Linked DNA regions of Homo sapiens: region 2 is linked to region 1. A link is a loop called in an ENCODE intact Hi-C map of the cell type or tissue named here. Cell type or tissue: PC-3. All regions are shown on one strand. Each heading gives the region's core, and the rest is flanking DNA. Links, peaks and the distances in the headings are about the cores only. Region 1 overlaps PTPRM (protein tyrosine phosphatase receptor type M). Region 2 overlaps PTPRM (protein tyrosine phosphatase receptor type M).

Region 1 (5,388 bases), core at 125-5,124:
TATTTAAGTGCTCTTTTGTCTTGTAAATGAGGAATTTCTGTGTTGAATTGTGTGCTGAGATGAGGAGATTCCATAAATTGTTATGGTGTTAGTTAATTATTCAGATAGCATTAGATAAGAATACATTTATCAATGTTTCATTTCTTTCTTAAGTTTTAAAAATGCTTAGCATAGTCAGATTCTATCTGGTAGGAGTAAGAGAAATTATTAAACCTTAACCATTGTAGCTGGTTTTTAAATTTTTTCTTCATAATTTGTATTATACTGTTTCCACAAGTTCAATACTCATGGAAAATTCTGTATTTTAAAAAAGACTTTTGTTAGAAAAGGGAACAGGTACTTTTTTCTTCTGGGGATACATGCTATTGAGTACAGGGACTGGCCTGGGTTAGTAGACTGTGTACTTTGCTGTTTTGTACATCTTTCATCTGTTTCTCAGACCCCACATCTGTATCCTCGTGGCACCTTTGTGCAGGCAGTCTGGTCCCTGGAATAAGACCTGCTGTTTTGATTTGGTGATTCCCACAGCCCTGAGTGGTGGCTCTAAGGAGAAAGGAGAATTTCCCAATCCTTTCTCTTCCTGTCTTCTTTAAACCTCGTCATCTCCTCTATTTAGTTGAATAAATTCCATCATTGTTGTAAAAGTTTTATCTTACCATTTGTTGCAATGCAAACAATAGCTATGGATAATACTGCCTATATCATTTGACAAGATAGGCATTGCTTTCAAATCTGTTATTTTACCACTGCCTTATGAATTCTCCAGGGCAGGTTCTTTGATCCCCATAATACAGATGGTGAAAGTGAAGCCCGTGTGAGCTCCTTTCTACTTCTAAGCTCACTCTGTAAGAAGTAAGTTTAGTGTTATTTCACTTTAGTGTTAAGAATTCCTGTTTTGGGCATGGCAATATATGGTTTCTCTCTCTCTCCAAAAGCAGGTTAGAATTTCATTGTTTAGACTGGAGAGAGACTGTGATCTGTTTCAATTCTAGTCACTAGCAGCCCCACCTACATAATGTTTCCAGTCCTGTTCTTTTTTTTTTTTTTACACATTTTTGCCTTTTCTTTTGGTTTTGTGTCTGTACATCTCAGCTATTGACACATTGCTGTATATATATCCACTGATTATAATGCATGTGTCTGTGTTTTCAGGAAGCCTTTTGATGCTGCTGCATAATGTGTAAATGGATAATGCTCAAAGAGACAAATTACCTTTTAATAATAGATTGACAGTTATTTTTAAGAAATGAAAACCAATTTTGAATTGATATTTGTAGGCCCACACTGTGCCTCAATGTATGAAACCTCACCTAAACCAGGAAGCCTAATGACGATGCGCCCTTTCCTCTTAACTGTTTGCAGCCTGCAGTTGGCACTGTTCGTGATGCATGGTCTGGTTGTGCCCTGTGCTGGCATGGAGTCACCCTTAGAAAATGGAGAGAGATATGTTAGGTGAAAGGGTCAAAGTTAGAAAGAAGAGGGGAAGGCATGTTAGGTGGGTGAGGAAAGTGAAAGGTGAGGAAAGTGAAGTCAAATGAGACTTTTTGCTATAGGAAGAAATATGGTTCACCCTTTCTTGACCTGGGGTTTTGAGAAAATCTGCAGGTAATATCAGTAATCACTGATTATGATCAGTGTGGAATTTTGGGAAGCAGGAGCAAGTTAAAGGGAAACGTGTGCTGTAAATTATAGACTGAAAGTTTGGTATCAGTCCCAAAGTATTATTCAGATGGTTTGTGAGCATTTAGAGTACCTAAAGAGCAAATCATGGATTTCATAAACATGGGAGAGACTAGAAGCATTCTGCAGCAATAAGTGGAAAACATCCTTGGCCAGGGGCAAATGGTTGATGAATCTAACAGGGTGATAAGTAATAGGAATAAATCTAAATCCTTCCTGTATGGTTCAAAAAAGCCAAGAGTACTGGCTTGGAATTAGAGTAATACAATTTAGCAGCAATATGTATGAAGAAGAGATTGAGGATTTGGCTTCAATGCAAATGAATCTACAATATCATCCATCTTGTATAAATTATCCCTGTGATGTTAGTGCCTCACCATCCCCTGCAAAAAAAAAAAAAAAAAAATCCTAAAATAATCTTAGGTTGCATCAGGAAAGCAAAATGCCCATATTGAAGGAGGTGATAGCCTTACTCTACCAGTGCTGTTTAGGCTTCTCATAATTCTCACATTTATTTCTAGTTCCTGCTTTTTAAGAGAGACAGCACAAAATAGATTTTGCCCATGGGGAGAGCAATCAGGATAGGAAAGGATGTGGAACCTTTCTTAACTAATGAGGAATGGTGGAAAGAACTGAGAAGGGGATGGGGAGGAAAGGGCACCTGTGTAAACTCGACAAGATCTGAGTGAGTTTCTTGTGGCTGATTTGTTCAAGCATAACCTGACATGGTAGAAATTGATTTCTATATTCAGAAGAGGATTGAGCTGGTTGACCTTGAAGATCTCTTCAGTATGAAATTCTATGATTCATTTCTTGTTTGCTTTCTGATGAGATGATCCACCGGATATTTCTACCCTGAAAGCCTTTCAGTTTCATTTTTATTTCATCCTTGTCTAAATACTCCATAATCATGCTTATCAAGTACTATTCTTTGGGCAGTGAAGGTCTGCTATTACATTTCCAAAAATCCGAGCAAAGGGGGAGAACGTATAAGTTTTTATTACAGTGAAGTAAAATAAATTTGAAGGACTGACTCACTCTGAGATTTCCTGCCTGGGTTTTGTGCTAAAACATCACTTCAGTTCTTGAAATAATAGTGCTTTTGGGTGCTAGAGCCAGAGTCAGCGGTTGAGAACACAGGCTCTGGGAGCAGCTACCTGAGTTTTAGTGTTGGCTCTGCCTGGCACTAGACATAGGACTAGAGAAAAACTGCTAACCCTCTCTGGGCCTGAGTTGCCTTATCTATAAAACAGAGGTGATGATAATAATAATATGTGTTTCATTGTTTTGTTGTGAGCCTTAATGAGCTACTGAATATCAGTTGCCTAGAACAAACTCTTACATATAGCATGTGGTCAATCAGAGTTAACTACCATTTAATAAATTTTTGTCTTTTAATATTTTCATTCAGAAGAATTAGACACTGGCTACCTCATTACCCAATGTTTTAGAAATATTGCTTATCTGGGAAATCTAAAATCTGAGAACCATGATTTCTATTGTGGGCTCATAGAATTCTTTGCAGTTGTGCATTATGTTCTCATCTGTTAAATCTGTTTATTTTGGCCAAGCTCTGTGTTTTCGTTTCTGTGCTGCATCAGTGACACCTGTCCTATCATTTTTTGGTGACACCCATGAAACTGTATTTAGCTTCTTGTATTAAAATGGCAAGATCACTATTTATTACCCATCATTCCTGTGTGGCTTGTAGACACAGTCTCATTACCTGGTTGGATTTCTGCAAGGATTGTATTGTAACACACTTCCAAAACTCTTGCTTCTTATGCTTCTGAAAATTATTTCCAAATATATGCACAAGCTCTCCATGCAAGACCTTGATCCAATCACATAGCTTCCCTGATTCCACATCTTCATCTCTAATTTGGGGCAGCAACACCTGCCCTGACTGTATCAGTGGTGTTTTTGAAGATCAGGGTAGATTTTATCTGTAAAGACATTTTTCAAAGTGATAAAATGCCCTGTCAATATGGGTTATTGTAAAAAGTGATTATAGTCAAGCTACCTTCAAGCTTTATATACATATCCAGTTGTTTTCCAACTTTGCAGTTCAGCTATAGTTGGGTAACTTCAGAGAGTTAAAATTACTTCAGCATCCAGTTAAACAAAATGCAATTTAGTTTGTGATTTCTAATGTATCCTATATTCTCAAATTATGTGCAGCCTGTATATCATAAGCCATTGAATAGTAGCTACTTGAAACAGAGAAATGGGTGATGTTGTTAGATTAATTTTCACAGTGGGCTTTTTTATGTGTTTTATTTGGAGATACTTCTTTTTATGTATTCTGGTTATTGGTTATTAACTGTGGTTAAGTGACTTGCCAATAACTGGCCCCAGGAGCTAACGAAGGATTATTATAAACTAATGACTAAACAATTAAGATTGGTGAGAGTGAAGCAAAGCTTAATTAAAATGTGTCCTTTAGCATTAATATACCTAAAAATATTTGAAACAATAATGATTGCACCTTAAAAAATTATCCATAAGATGCATATTGAGCATCCGTATTTGCCGGGCACTATTCCAAGCCCTGCCAGTAGAGTGACAAGATTTCTGTCTTCAGAACTTATATATTTTGGGGTACTGGAGGAAGGGAGTATATAGGCAACATATATATATATATATATATATATATATATACACACACACACACACACACACACACACGTGTGGCCAAGGCAGGAGGACTGCTTGATACTAGGAGTTTGAGGACAGCCAGGGAAACATAGCAAGACTCCATTGCTACAAAAAATTAAATGAAGAATAATTAGCTGGGCACCGTGGCATACATCTGTAGTCCCAGCTACTTGGAAGGCTGAGATAGGAGGATAACTTGAGCCCAGGAGTTGGAGATTGCAGTGAGCTGTAATCACACCACTGCACTCCATCATCGACAGAGTAAAACCCTGTCTCTAATATATATATATTACTCACATACCTACACACAACACATGTGTATACAATACAGTGTCAGATAAATGATAAATGTTATGAAGAAAAATAGAAGAAGGGATAGAGAATAGAGAGGTAGGAGATGATATTTTTTATTATTTTACTATGTTTAAATACACATAACAAAACTTACCATCTTAACGAGTTTTAAGTGTACAGTTAAATCATGTTAAGTATATTCAGCCAATCTCCAGAACCTGTTTCTCGTGTGTGGGTACATAGTAGGTGTATATATTTATGAGGTACACGAAATATTTTGATACAGGCATGCAATATGTAATAATCACATCGGGGTAAATGGGGTATCCATCACCTGAAGCATTTATCCTTTGTGTTACAAACAATCCAGTTACACTCTTTGTTATTTTTAAATGTACAATTATTATTGACTCTTGTCACCCTATTGTGCTATCAAATACTAGTTTCATTGAGAATCTTTACATCTTCCCAAACTGAAACACTGCATCCACTAAACACTAACTCTCCACTCCCCTTCCCCATAACCCTGGCAACCACCAGTCTCCTTTTTGTCTCTATGGATTTAACTATTTAGGTGTCTCCTATAAGTGGAATCATGCAGTATTTGTCTTTCTGTGACTGGCTTATTCCACGTAGCATAATGTTCTCCAGGTTTATCCATGTCATCACGTGTGCGATTGCACCTTTTTAATTATGCTGATAATTGAATTGTATATATTTGTTTCATATAATTCTTTGTGAACTACTTAGAGACTA
Region 2 (5,388 bases), core at 283-5,282, 170 kb before region 1:
AAATGGTGTCACCTCCCTAATTGTACTCTGTAAACAAAACATCCCTTAGTTCCTGATTGTCCTGGCTTACTGTGGAGTGACAGGCTGCAATTTGCCAGTAGGTCAACCACTGAACTGATGACAAGTGACCTTTCTAACACTGCAATCAATGCTTGTTATTTGGAAAACAAAATGATACAGTTTGTATTTTTTAGCAGATGGGTCATTGGGTCAACCCACCACTGACATGTGAATTTGTTACTTGGGCTGGATGAGTCAGTTCAGACAGAAATGTTAATTTATTTGAATTGATCTGAGTCTTGCTCTTATAAAAAGGTGTTGGACATTTGTTGATGGCACAAATTATTACAAATAATTGGTTTTATACATCAGTCAAACAAAGACTTTTAGAGGGCCCACTTGATACAATAGCATTATATACTAGCTTTGGGAAGCATTCACCATAATGTATTTTCTCCACACTTGATATTTCTCAATGGTTTTGAGAAAACCCAATTTACATAAGTGATCTTGCATGTGTCATATTTAAATAGTATCTCTCCCCATGTTGCCTGAAATGTGTTTGGTGTTAGACCCCATGAAGAGTCAGGAGGATGATTAAGTTCTGGAAAAAATGCTGGGAAGAGATGAACTGTCATAAGAGATAGCCCCTGTGGTTGTCAGCGTTGTTGAATGACTGCTTCCAGCTTTCACCTGCTAGAAACATGGGAACATTGGGCATCTCTGTTGCATTTGACTTAGATGTTACTGCACATGCTTTGGCTGGTGAGTGTGAGTGAAAGTGACATGTGCTATTTTCAGGCAGAAGCTGCTAGAACCAGGATGAGAGTCAAGGTGTTCTCTCCCCTTCTTCCTGTCATGGTGACTGTGGCAGCATTGAGACGCTTTTAGCCCAGATGCCTGAGTGAGGAAGATGTAGAAATGCCTTCCCTTGCCCCTCACACATTCACACACACTCAGATGACTGCAGTGGGTGTGTGCCTGAATGAGAAATAAGCTGTGTTGTATATGCCACTGAGATTTTGGAGTTGTTGAATGGTTCTCTAACTCTTTGGTCTTAGGACTCCTTTATACTCTGTAAATGTTTTGAAAAATCCGCAGAGCTTTTGTTCAAGTGGGTAATATCTACTTCTATTTTCTGAATTAGAAATTAAAACTGAGAAAGTTTGAAAACACAAGAGTCCATAAACATCTCTTCCATTGGGCATGAGAGCAGTGGTGTAGACCTGTGAGAGTTGAGCGTGAACTGAGAATAATAAAGTCAAATAATGTCTTCTTATGATCATGAAAATAGTTTTGACCTTGTGGCCTCCCTGAAAGGGTCTCAGGGATTTCAGGGGTCTCTGGCAGATACTTTGAAAACGACTGACCTAGGCCATGCTAAGTGATGAGCATACCTCGATAAGTTACAGTTACAGGCTCAGAGAAGTTGAGAAGGAAAAGAAAGAAGGGAAAAAGATTTTGGAAGCATTGCAAAAGACTATCCCTGAGTGTTAGGGTTTTCTTTTTCTTTTTGAATAAAGTCAATATAAATAATTCATTCCTGTTTTTGAGAAGTAGTCCCTCTTTATACTAATAAATGCCTATTTTACTAGGCTATCAAATGAAATAATGCACATAAAATTATATTGTATGAAGCCACATAACTGTAAATATTAATTCTATGAAGGTTGAGATTATGAAATATTTTGCTTTGGAAAAATATGAAAGTATGAGTAGTATTCATATACTTAGAATTAGGTGTAGGCTTTCTGGATGGTAGAGGGTTGGAGAAAGTGAAATATTAAAACATATATGAGTGAGCTTATCTAAGTTCCATCAGTAGTGCTGCTTCTGGGAGTTTTAACGGTGAAATTGTCATATATATTGTAATGATGAAATAATTCCAACCCCTTTTATGAAGTGTGTAGTGACAAAATGATACAAAGGTGGCTAAACATGTTTTGAAAGACTTGAAAATTGTGCTTAATGGAAATTTCATGTGCATGGATAGCAAATCCCATAGGTGAATAGTCACATGCCTATCAATAGCCCAATTCTGTAAGGCAACATATTTATTTCCTAAGAAATGAGTCCTAACAGAATTTGCTAATATTTGAAAGGCATCATAGACAAACATTTTCTGAGCTTTTTGTTAATATAGCCATGGGAAAGGTTACCAAGGGAATCTGATGATCTTTATAGATTTGTCCAGCTGTTATAGATAGTTAATATTTAAGCTTCAGGAAGGAGACCTAAGTGGGTGACCTCCCTAGCTTTTTGGTTCTCCTTTTTTTTCAGTAAATACTTATGAAGTATGTACTGTGGAATAGCTGTTATTGTATCCTACCAGATAAAGAATATCTTGGGCTGGGCACAGTGGCTCACACCTGTAATCCCAGCATTTTGGAAAGCCAAGGCAGGAGGATTGCTTGAGCCCAGAAGTTCAGTACCTGTCTGGGCAACATAGCAAGACCTGTCTCTACAAAAATAAAAATACAAAATTAGTCAGGCATGTTGGCACATGTCTGTAGTTCCAGCTGCTTGGGAGGCTGAGGCAGGAGGATTGCTTGAGCCAAGGAGGTTGAGGCTGCAGCAAGCCGTGATTGTGCCACTGCACTCCAGCCTGGGTGATGGAGTGAGACCCTGTCTTTAAATGATGATGATGATGATTATTATTAATATTGTCTTGGAGGATCTATGTACAAGGTTTCTGAGGTCACAGATTTCTGAGGTTAGCAAAGTTGATCAATGCTTTACTTGACAGAAAAATCAAGCATTAGAATAATGCACTGAATGGAAGAAAAGAAAATTAAATTCATGAAGTGGCATAGACTTGCTGAAGATTAATTTCCTCTACTAATTGGCTACCCATTATGGTGGTTTTTGAAGCCTGGGACTCACTTAAGAAAGGGCTTGTTATCTGGAGTCCCTAGCAGGCTGAAAACGCTAAGATTTGATAGATGTAATCAAGACAGCCAGAAGTCGCTATCTGCCCATTTGCTCTGGCTGGCATCTTTAGGAAGCTGAATACATATCATTCTCCTTTCTCAAGTATAGTTGTGCTTGTGCAGGGAAGGGTTGCCTTCGCTGAGAGACCGCTTATCTTCATAAAATGCCTATATTTTGTTCATATACGGTTACCCTGGCACTGAAAAGAGAAATGGTTGTGTGTTGTTTCATTGCAACCTTTAAGTAATAAAAGTCTGTAGTTGTGATTAGTATGAGCATTCACATTTTCTTACCCCTGAAATGAGGCAGTAGCTTCTTTTCTCATTTAATTTATCTTTAATAAGATTGTTGATAAGCTTTAAGCCATGCCACACTTTAAAATTTCAGTAATTCCTTAAATCCCCCAGCAGATGGAGACGTGGAATTCTTTGCTCCTTCACTGGGGCCTCTGCTGTTGCCCCAGGTGACTTTGCTTGACTTCTAGTTAAGATGCAGTGTCAGGTTTTGCAAATGAGCTAATGAATATGCTCTTTTGCATTTCTTTTCCTCCTCTTGTTGGCCTGCTTAAGAGTTCTTACTTACTTTTGCATCTCATAAGGTCATTATCATTACTGACCTTCCCCAGTAGATACGAACAATATTTTCTTTAGAGACATATTCTCAGCAAAGCACAGAAGAGAGAATCCTCTGAGCTCCAGGGGAGCACGTTTAAATCCCATGTGAGCCTTTCACAGGCAGCATCCTGCCCATGTTTTGATTCAGAGTAAATCCCAGAGGTCAGATGCTTTTTCAGCCAGCAGGGTAAAGTTTGGTCACGGTTTTCTGGGATCAGCATAGCGGCTAGAGAGCCTCTCCTCTGTGGCTTGTGGCTCTGCATACCCACTGACACAAAGAGGAAGGGATTATTAACAGTCTTATTTTGAAAGGGTCTTCTGATTCAAGTGATTATTTTTCTTTCCTCCCTGATTCACTTATATCTATTTTACGAGTATTAAAGAGGAGATCTCTCTAAGACTTATCTTTGACAAATGCAATAAAACCTTTCAAAAGTATTAATTGGTGTGAAGCCCTTTAGAAAGTCATGCCATTTGTTGCATTTCCTGCCTTTATTGCTATTTCTACTAATCACCTGGGAAAAATTACTGGTTTTTAAATTCTTAAGTCCAGTTCTTTCTAAGCTGATAAACTTTCTCCCAGTAAATTAAAAAGAAAAGGAAGGTAACCTTCCGAGGTAGCTCATGGGAGTGGTTGCTAACTCTTAATAATTGAAAATGAAAGTTGGTTTTAAAAAAAAAAACACATATGCAAAATAACTCACCAAACATGAATCAATAAAAAACAAATTGTGATAAAAGGCATGCTCTTTAAAGGAGCTGGTAGTTTGTCATGTTTATTTATTTTTTATTATAAGGCTTTCTTCATTATTTGAAGACTCATCTTACAAATGTGTTCTTTTCCAAGCTAAATAATGAATTACATTCATGTAAGACATTTTTACTTACCTTTTATGCCATTATAAGAGCAAATGACATGGTTATTTCATATATGTCTATCGACTTACTGAGATCTGAGAATAGGACACATCTGAATTCAGTAGGCCCTGTGGTCTAGATCCCTTTTTTTTTCAGATTAAAGAACTTTCCAAAGAAAAGGAAACTCTTTGTTTTTTGCTAAGAATTTACATAATAGAAAAAACGTATGTCTTGGTGTAACACTAGATGCTGTGACAAATAAATCTCACAATGTCAGTAACACTGTGGACCTTTATTTCCCATTCACATTATAGTCTATTGTGGTCCCAGCTTGGAGGTGGTTGGGTTGGGAGCTTGTTACACATAGACATCCTGGTTGAAAAGGACTCTGCATCTTCAACATGTATTTTCCAAGATTCTAGATGTCAAGTGGACATCCAGATGGCACAGGAAAAGTCCCTGGAGGATCTGTGTGGAGGTTTCTGTGGGCTAAGTCTGGAAGTGGAGAGAAAGGCAGCTGGGAGTATGGTTTAGTTGGATGCACAGAAGAAGAAGAAAAGGACATTTGATGAGTAGCTGGCAACTTCTGCCCCACTTGGCCTTAGAGGTTATTACTTAATAAAATGGTCCTGGTAAATTATTACAGGAGAACATTATTTAAATTGAATATAATGATTACTTTTTTGTTCTATAAAGGAGTGCTATCTTTAAAAATCCAATTAATTGACTAAAATAATGTTTTGAGAATTAACTTTATGATGTTTTGATATAAAAGTCAAGAATTAATCCATAACAACTAGATCTTACACAAGTAGATTTTTTCCTAAGCTTTATATTATTAAACCATACCCTAATATTTTCATAAAATATTCTCTTCCCTTAACTCTGATAATTTCCCAGATAGAGCAAAGATATATGAGCATATATTGCTACTTAATTCAGTAAAGCAAATATCATTGAATAAATGTCAGCTTTTCCAGGGAAA

The links. Peaks named below come from ENCODE experiments on the same cell type or tissue, not always from the same donor. Only the 100,000 strongest peaks of a DNase experiment are listed, where the experiment ranks them.
Region 2: a loop joins it to region 1, with 6 times the contacts of the local background. A loop is called at or near these places in 5 of 110 quality-filtered maps.

The regions. Positions count from the first base shown.
Region 1 is chr18:7,956,141-7,961,528 of GRCh38, forward strand. All of the region lies in intron 7 of PTPRM (protein tyrosine phosphatase receptor type M), which reads left to right. Among named protein-coding and RNA genes, the nearest start is that of PTPRM, 390 kb to the left of the region's middle. RefSeq lists an enhancer at 1,572-2,073. In PC-3, for the core only: no CTCF peak of the experiment used is centred there; a DNase peak (open chromatin) is centred at 2,541; H3K4me3 peaks cover 1,242 bases; H3K27ac peaks cover 2,097 bases.
Region 2 is chr18:7,786,693-7,792,080 of GRCh38, forward strand. The region is part of intron 2 of PTPRM (protein tyrosine phosphatase receptor type M); the gene reads left to right. Among named protein-coding and RNA genes, the nearest start is that of PTPRM, 220 kb to the left of the region's middle. In PC-3, for the core only: a CTCF peak has its summit at 3,352 (motif pointing right); a DNase peak (open chromatin) is centred at 3,359.